2 separate regions of the Mus musculus genome follow, and region 1 is linked to region 2. The links are chromatin loops, found by intact Hi-C in ENCODE. Cell type or tissue: heart. All regions are shown on one strand.

Region 1 (4,000 bases), 220 kb after region 2:
AGGAAGTCTTGCAGTGAAGGTTGGAATATGGGTCTCCTTGTGTTTTCAGAGAAGCAACCTCGACCGCCAGGTTTTCTCAAGGGTCCCTCAGTTTCTCCAGGGTTCAACAGCAGGCATACCCCTGCCCCAGCCTCCCTCCTGCGATCCTGCATATGCTTTCGGGCTAAACGGCCCTTTCCCTGGTTATCTCCTCACGGGATACATCTGCTGGGTGCCTAGCATCCTCAGCTCCGCTTTCATCTTTTCGTGTCTCAACACATTGTTTCCTCCAGCCCTGATGGCAGTGTGGAAGGGAGCCATCCCACCCGGCCGCGCTTTGGGATTGGCAGCGAATGAATGATTGGCAGCGGGCATCTCTGTCAGAGCTTTGGCATGCCGCAGAGTGGGAGCCCCGTGCTAATGAATGCCATCTACACCTACCAGATGTGCCACTGGGTGACATGCCAGGTCTTTTACATAATGCCATTCTGCCGGACACGGGACAGCTGGGGGTGGGGGTATCCGTTAATGCCTTGCAGTATGAGTGGGTCTGTCTTCCCTTTATTTCGTTTTTTTTTATTCAGGCTACCGTCTATACTGTCCATAAGCCCAATTAGCTCCCATTATGTTGCCCTTAAGACTATAAAGCTGAGGATGTCAGCTCGAAATTGAAGAAACTTGAGCTCAATAAATAACTCCCCTGACCTCCCGCACACACAAAAATAGCCTCTCTTCTACTTCCCTGAGTTTGCTCTCGGCCTCTCGGCTGCCATCACTAGAGAAACCGCTTAGACGTGTATAGAACAAATCGCAAGCACCTGAGATATCTGAAATTAAATAAGGGGAGGGGAGACTCCACACGTCTCACCCCACCTCACCCCATGTTAAATGAACACGAATGAGCTTCGCACGCTTCGGTGGCCCCCTGATTCTTCTCGCTGTCTCCATCAGCAAGAAACTAAAGAGTGTTTTCCTCAAGGGAGATACCTTGTCCAAAGTGTGTGTCAAGTTATGGATAAAGTTTGGGGGTAAGAATGTTTCCTGAAGTAGGGTGAAGCGCAGGGAACTAGAGACCTGGTGGGTTGAGGGTTTCCACTCCAGAGGGTGAACTGAGGCGCTCAGGATATGCTAGATTGTCCCCTACGCTTCTGCCACATCTACCCACAGAGGGTACCCCAATCTAGGCTTCCTGGGGAGAGCAGACCTCAGATCCTCCCTAGATAGACTCCTACCTTCCTCACACTCCTCCTCCCATAACCGCTACTCTGAGACCAAAAGGCTTCGCTGCCACTAGGCGCTGCTCCCACGCGCGGGCCACTGCCCTCAGCCTAGGTAGGTTCCCCAGGCAGGGCCAGTCCCTGTCACCCGCGCCCCGCCCGCCGCCAGGCTCCAGATGGCGGTTCCTTGCGCTCTGTTTGCGGTCCCCCAGACGCCGCCCCGCAGCAGCCGGCAGCCGCTCCCTCCCTCCCAGCTGCTGCAGAAGAGCCCAGTACGGATCGGAAAGCCTAGGCTGGGATACCGGCCGGACCGCGGTTTCAGAGCGAGGGACTTCAGAGGTCGGCTCGCCCGGATTGAGCGCCCCCACATTCCGCAGGTAGGAAGCAGGGGATGCTCACAGGGACCGGAGCCCGAGCTTGCCCGCAGGCGACCACCCGCACTCTCCCTTGACCTTCCTTTTCCCCACCCCTCCTCCAGCGCGTCGAGGGCGGGGCTGGGGCTGGACCACCCGTGGGACAACCAACAGTGGCTGCGCAGCCGCCAGGAGAGGGCGCCCAGCAGCTAGAACCTGCTCTGGAGGCAGGCTGTGTCTGGGCGCCGCACCCCAGCTCAGAGGAAAGCTGCTTCGACCGGAAGGACGCCCCCTTCCGTCCGAGAGTGGTAGTGACCACCACAAGCTTAACAGCCCACTTCTCCGTTTTTCTTCTGCTCTCACTTGCTTTCCATTTCCTCCCCTCCTCTCCTCTCCCCTCCTCTCCTCTCCCCTCCTCTCCTCTCTTCTCTCCTTTCCTCTCCCCTTATCTCCCCTTTCCCTTCCTCCCCTCTCTCCTCCCCTCTTTTCCCTTCCCCTCCCCTTCCTTCCCCTTTCCCTTCCTCTCCTCTCTTCTCCTCTCCTCTGATCTTCTTCCCCCCTTCTCCCCTCCCCTCTCCTACCTCCTCTCTCTCTCTCTCTCTACCCTCCTTCCCCTGCCTTGCCTAGTTCTCTTTTCTACTCTTTCCTCCGCCCTTGCATTTCGGTAATTTCTCCTATTCTTACAGTCCGTACAAAGACTCAGGAGGAGTTTGTCTGCCCCTGGGAGATGCTATAGAGGGCGATGGGTTTCCTGCCCTGACTTGTTGCTCTGTACGATGCCTCCCTGGGTGGTGAGTCTAGCCATCAGCCCGGAGTATAACAACCCCGGGAAGTTGGGGTTTTCCTCTGACCGTGACGGGGGGGGGGGGGGGGGGGAGAGGAGGGGGTGTATTTGATCAGGGAGTGAGTGTTATGGTGAGGAGCAGCGCAGCCTCAGAATGTGAAGCTCTGGGTTCCCATTGCTAGCCAGAATAAGTGACGGGAAGTTCAGTCGCTTGCTCCTGAGCTCCTTCCTCCCAAAGCACTCGGGACACTCCGCACACTCCTCCCTTAAAGAAGACATTCCTAAGATGGAAAGTCAACCTCCGAGACCAGTCCTCTCTGTTTCTATAGAAGCTGAGGTTGGGGATGGAGAAAAGACGCTATAGGCCACGATGGCCTGGCCCCTGCGAGCCCATCTGACGTCCCCTTTAATCCCCAAGTGTCCCAGCGCGTGCCCACAGTGCCCTCCGGCCGGAGCAGGTTCCATAAGCTCTCAGAGTAAATCCCCTCGGAAACATTAATCACAGCGACCAGCAAGTGCAAACTGCGAGCCCGCCCGGTGTCTGCCCCTTAATCCCTCCCTCTGAAAAAGCAGAGGCGGACAGGGGCTCAGTTTATTCTTTACAGGAGCGGTCTCTTGACCGACTGGACGTGCTTTCCCGAGAATTCACGAAACCTTGACAAAAGTAAAGGGATGTGAGAGTGGAGAAAAGAAGTGAGGGGAGATAAGCGGGAAACTGGGGTGCAGGTTAATTACTGCGGAGTAACCCTAGCCAGGAGCCCAGAGATTGGACAGGAACGGCGGCACTGCGGTGGGGGTGGGGAGCAGTTGGAGGAACAGAACGCTGGGCTAGGTTGGGAGCTGGAGTTGGAACCCAGTTCTTTTCCTTCTGTGCTTCAACCCACGTGACCTCACGTAGGCGTTGTCCCCTTACAAGAATCAGGGTTTGCCCCTTTGGGGCTTGTTGCTCGCACTTGAGATTTCACTATCATGTCGTTCAATTAATCATATTCCAGTTCTCCTATTTTATTCAAAACCGTCTTCCAGTTCCCTCATAATCGTAATTTGCGCCATTGCCTTTTATCTTTGATTAATTAGGAAGCTGAAAATGATAATGGAGGGTTGGACCAATAAATTAGCTTTAAGAACAGACGGACCGACGTCCAGGGCTGCTGTGGGTGGGCACTGCAAAAGGGGGTGGAGGGAGAGTAGCGGCTTCCTGGGGCGAAATACACTAGCCGGCCTCAAACACGTGAGCTAGCACCACTCCCTGACTGAGTACTGAAAAGACCCCTTCCCTAGTTTGAGTCTGCACTTGGAGAGCGGCTAGTGAGGGCGGGCTTCACCATTCTTTGTGAATTTGAGGTTTAGAGACGCCCCTGTTGAAAATATTTCTTCAGCGAGGAGCTAGAAAGTTATCTTTGATTTTTGCCCTTTCCTTCTCTCTCCCCTTACTACTAATCGAGAGAGTGCGAAAATCTAAAATCAGCCCGTGGCTCCCAGGCCCAAGAGGCAAGCCCCCTTTCTCCTTCCACGAAATCGTTCACGCCTCCAGACGGGCTAAACGAGAGAGCACTTTGCGGCTCTTCACGGCTTCGCTCCAGCCTCTTTAGCTTTCAATTGAAAACCAATTAAAGGTTTCTATAAATCTGTTAGCTCCCCTTTTATCTGGGGACCCCTGATGCATG
Region 2 (4,000 bases):
TTAAAACTCTAAAATGCGTATGCATTTCATGCAGCTGTAACTTCACAACTTAATGTAGTAAAACAAGAGAAAACAGGAGACAAGATTGTTTAGTGAACACAACTCAGAGAAACAATCTAGAATGGAGCAGTAAGTAGATAAAATTTAGAGTCATTCAGAAAAATCGCTCCTAAGCCTAGCCTTCACAGATGAAACCATAGACCTTGTGATAATTAGAATCAAATATCACTGCAACCAAAAAAAAGAAAGAAAGAAAGAAAGAAAGAAAGAAAAGAAAAGAAAAGAAAAGAAAAGAAAAGAAAAGAAAAGAAAAGAAAAGAAAAGAAAAGAAAAGAAAAGAAAGAAAAGCTGGTTAAACTGGATTTCATCCAACATAGCATGCCCAGGCTCTGATGACTGCACACATGGCCCTCAGGAATGGAGGCCTAGAGAGATTTAAGAAGTTTGCTGTCTTTGCCTCATGAAGGAGCTTCTGAGTTATAATCAATCATCCCCAAACGCTTAATCTTAGGCTCTAAAAACCAGAAGGCTCCTCGTAGAAGTTTCTTCCAACTCCACAAAGGAATTAGTGCGTGTATGTGCGCACATGCACACACACGTATAAATCTTTAATATTTTGAGTTGAACACATTGAGGTGGCCTAAAAGTAAGGGAGAAAGAAGAACAAAAATCAGTTGCTAGAGAAGGTCTTGGCAGAGTGGGTATCTGTGGCCTCATTTATTACAGGGGAGATGTGTAACCACAAACTTCAGAGATGACTTCCTCCCCTCACACTTGGCTTCCGTCCTCAGCAGTGAGTTTCATAACTTCCAGAGTACACTTGCACCACTAAGAGTCTAGATAATTAAGGAGCAGGTTCATAATTTAAAAAAAAATAAAAAGTCAGTTTCAGGAGAAACTGGCAGAAACACCCATGTGAAGTTATTAGGAATTGTAGTAAGTGTGTCTGTTGTGCTAACAGATATCAAAAAGCTCAGCTCTGGCTTTCTGCAAACTCCAACCCCAGAAGGTTTAAATAAGCATTTGATTTAAAAGACTGGGGTCTGGAGAAGCAACAACAACAACAAGTATCAGATTTGACTGACTAGAACCTGAATGCTGAAGTTTTGTCCTGCAATTCAGACCATCTCAGACCTTCTATAATTAATTTACTTTCTCCAGCTTGAGCACTTGGCAGGTTTGACTGGGGGAGCTGATACAAGCAAGCATTACGGACTTGATTTTCCCACTCTGATTTTAAATTCACATTGGATAAATTTTAATAATACTTAATTCTCAATTCAGTTTATTTTGTGTATTTTTATATTGAATTTCATTGTAAATATTGGTGGGGTGGTTTTTGTTTTTTATCTTTTTAAAATCTGTTATCATCCACTTTATCATTGCATCAATAGAATAGTGCAGTGATGTGGCCAAACTGTACAAGATTCATGGACACAGACTCAATGAAAGTTGGCTCGTTCTTTTTCAAAAATTTTTCCGCAACTGAAAAGGGAGCCCAGGTGATGCAATTTCACACTCTGGAATTCAAGGACTCTTGAACTTTGGGTTACAGGGTTCTGGGAAGCATGCATGCTCTTTCTCGAGCATAAAGAAACTGCTGCAGTTTGGATATGGAAAGTCCCCTAAGGACACATGTATTAACGTCTTGGTCATCAGGAAGGCTCTTTCGGAAGGTGACAGCACCTGTAAGAAGTGTGCCCAGAAGGAGGTCTAAGACCTTTTTAGGTCTAAGGCCTTCATAGGTTGGGCCTGTAGGGGGTGATAGCAGGACATTTTTCCTCTTGCTTCTTACCTGCCCATGGTCAGCCTGGACACAGGGCCAGAACCAGGAAAGCTTATGTACCCTAGGTTAGAACTCCAAGCCAAAATAAAATTCCTTCTTTGTAAGTTGGTTTATCTAAAGTGTTTGTAACACAAACCTACTAATACAGAAACTCCCAATGGATCCTTCTGCTCAGGATCCATTCGCAGGCTCATGTTACTCTTTTCTTTAGAAAGAATCTCCATCTTTGAAATACTGGACTAACAAAAAAAAAAAATAGTTCAACATAATAAATACCTGAAGTATTAACTGGGATAGCTGGTAACTAGTAAGTAAGAGCTGTTAAATTTTTAAATGTGCCTCTTCTGTATTTGTGATAAAGTCATATTCATGGTGTTGACTATTGCAAAAGAGAATTCTCTCAAATAGTAACTAACTGTTAGTTCTTTTCAAAGAAGAGCATTGTTGCAACTGTAAATGACTGACATTTTTAAAGTTGATGTTCCAGGGTTTTTTTTCCAAAGCAGTGAGGAAACCCATAACTATTTTTATCCTTAGCATTCATAAATCTTATCAATGCAGTCCTTTGATTGATGGAGCCTGCTGTTCTTCACCAGCTCTGGACATGGTTAGGATGTTTCCCCGGAGAAGCAATGTGCACAGAGAGGACCCAGTGCTGACTAAAGAGGGATGCAATTATAAAAAGCATGGTGTCTGTGGCTGGAGAATCCTACAAATGTATACTTTAGATCAGTGATTTCTCTTCCTTTAAGAGACCAACCTCCATCCTTTTAATTCCTCCAACACCTCGACCTCCGTAGTAGGAAGCGTCCACAGTCGGCCACTTCTTGTTGGGCAAAGGATCCTCCTCCTCCTCCTATGGAGACACAGTTTTTAGAAGTGGATCTAATTAATTTATTAAAATATTGCTTAGTCAGAGGTGGGTCACAATGAGATGTTTTAAATTATTCAATTGTTATGGAAAAATGAAAAAAAATATACATGGGATATACAGTGTGTTTATAATTTCACACAACAATTCAAGTACTGTTCTACAAGGTATGGTTGATCTTCCCCTTCATCCGATTCTCTCAGCATCACCCAGTAACTAACAGACGTTGCCTTTTGAACTGAGCATTGTGTGTCTAAAGCAAGTATGCTCATCAATTCAAACTTGAAAGGATTATTCAACGTGGGGCCACATTTCAATTGCTTCATGTTTCAGTATATATGTAACTTTGAAGTATAAAATTTATAATGAAAAGACAAACATTAAAGAAGCCCTGAAAACACACAATACCAAAACATCCCTTCCTTTATGTTGCTAGTACGATGACAGCGAACAGAGTGATACAATAGCAATTATCACTCTGAAGAAAGCAATGACACCTTTCAACAGCCAGATTGGATATTTTAACAATTTTAGAGACGTGTCATCAGGACCATTAATACATGATTATAAAACCGTATTAAATCCTCATGTACTTTCGATCCTATAACCAGTCTGTCTATGTCTACCCATGAAGGGCCGATTCCTCTAGTACCTAGTATCTAGAAATCATAAGATAAAAAGTTGCAGTTGGTTTATCACAAATCAAAAAGTACATACTTGGCTGTCACAAAAATAGAATTGGTCTAATTTTGGAATGCTACTTATATATAAAAATAAAACAGCCCCTGTATCCCTTTACCAGGCATTCGCTTACCTCCATTGGTGCAGAAGGTGGTGGGGGAGGGTCCTTGATAACCTGTCACAAAATAGAACAAAATAAAATGTAAAAGGTTCCATTGCATAAGGAAAAGTAAGAGTGTACAAAATAATGGCTACTGTGGCAACTCCAGAGACGGGGTTAAGATTTACGACAAAATGTTAGTCAAATGAAGCTGACTTAAAGTTATGAAGTCTATAGCCCCTTTATTAAGAAGGGAGTATTTTTATCTTTACCAACCTGCACATCCAGAGGAAACACTATTGGCAGCATTTTACTCAGTAAGATCAAAGCCAACCCAAATTTCTTCCCAATGTTCCCTTCCAGTGTTCACTCTTTCCAAAAGCAGACTACAAACGGAGGAAGAATCAACAAACCCTTTCTTCTTTCTAGAACCTTCTCCAAAATCTTCCCAGGTTCAATAAATTCCTTGAAATATTTCTCTACCCTCTCTCTGCCATGAATTTCTGTCTTCTCAAAGAGGATTATAATTTTTATGATATTCACAGATACCTCTGTCTTCCTT

The links. Peaks named below come from ENCODE experiments on the same cell type or tissue, not always from the same donor. Only the 100,000 strongest peaks of a DNase experiment are listed, where the experiment ranks them.
Region 1: a loop joins it to region 2, with 3 times the contacts of the local background. A loop is called at or near these places in 5 of 42 quality-filtered maps.

What each region holds. Positions count from the first base shown.
Region 1 is chr5:98,165,927-98,169,926 of GRCm38, forward strand. It overlaps a transcript of Prdm8 not described here. Among named protein-coding and RNA genes, the nearest start is that of Prdm8, 13 kb to the right of the region's middle. In heart, a CTCF peak has its summit at 1,797 (motif pointing left); a DNase peak (open chromatin) is centred at 1,745; H3K4me3 peaks cover 3,740 bases; H3K27ac peaks cover 639 bases; H3K27me3 peaks cover 3,243 bases.
Region 2 is chr5:97,945,699-97,949,698 of GRCm38, forward strand. Antxr2 (anthrax toxin receptor 2) reads right to left here. Exons shown (of 17, transcript NM_133738.2): 13 at 3,472-3,513; 14 at 2,547-2,642. Among named protein-coding and RNA genes, the nearest start is that of Gm34226, 69 kb to the right of the region's middle. In heart, a CTCF peak has its summit at 1,760 (motif pointing right); no DNase peak of the experiment used is centred here.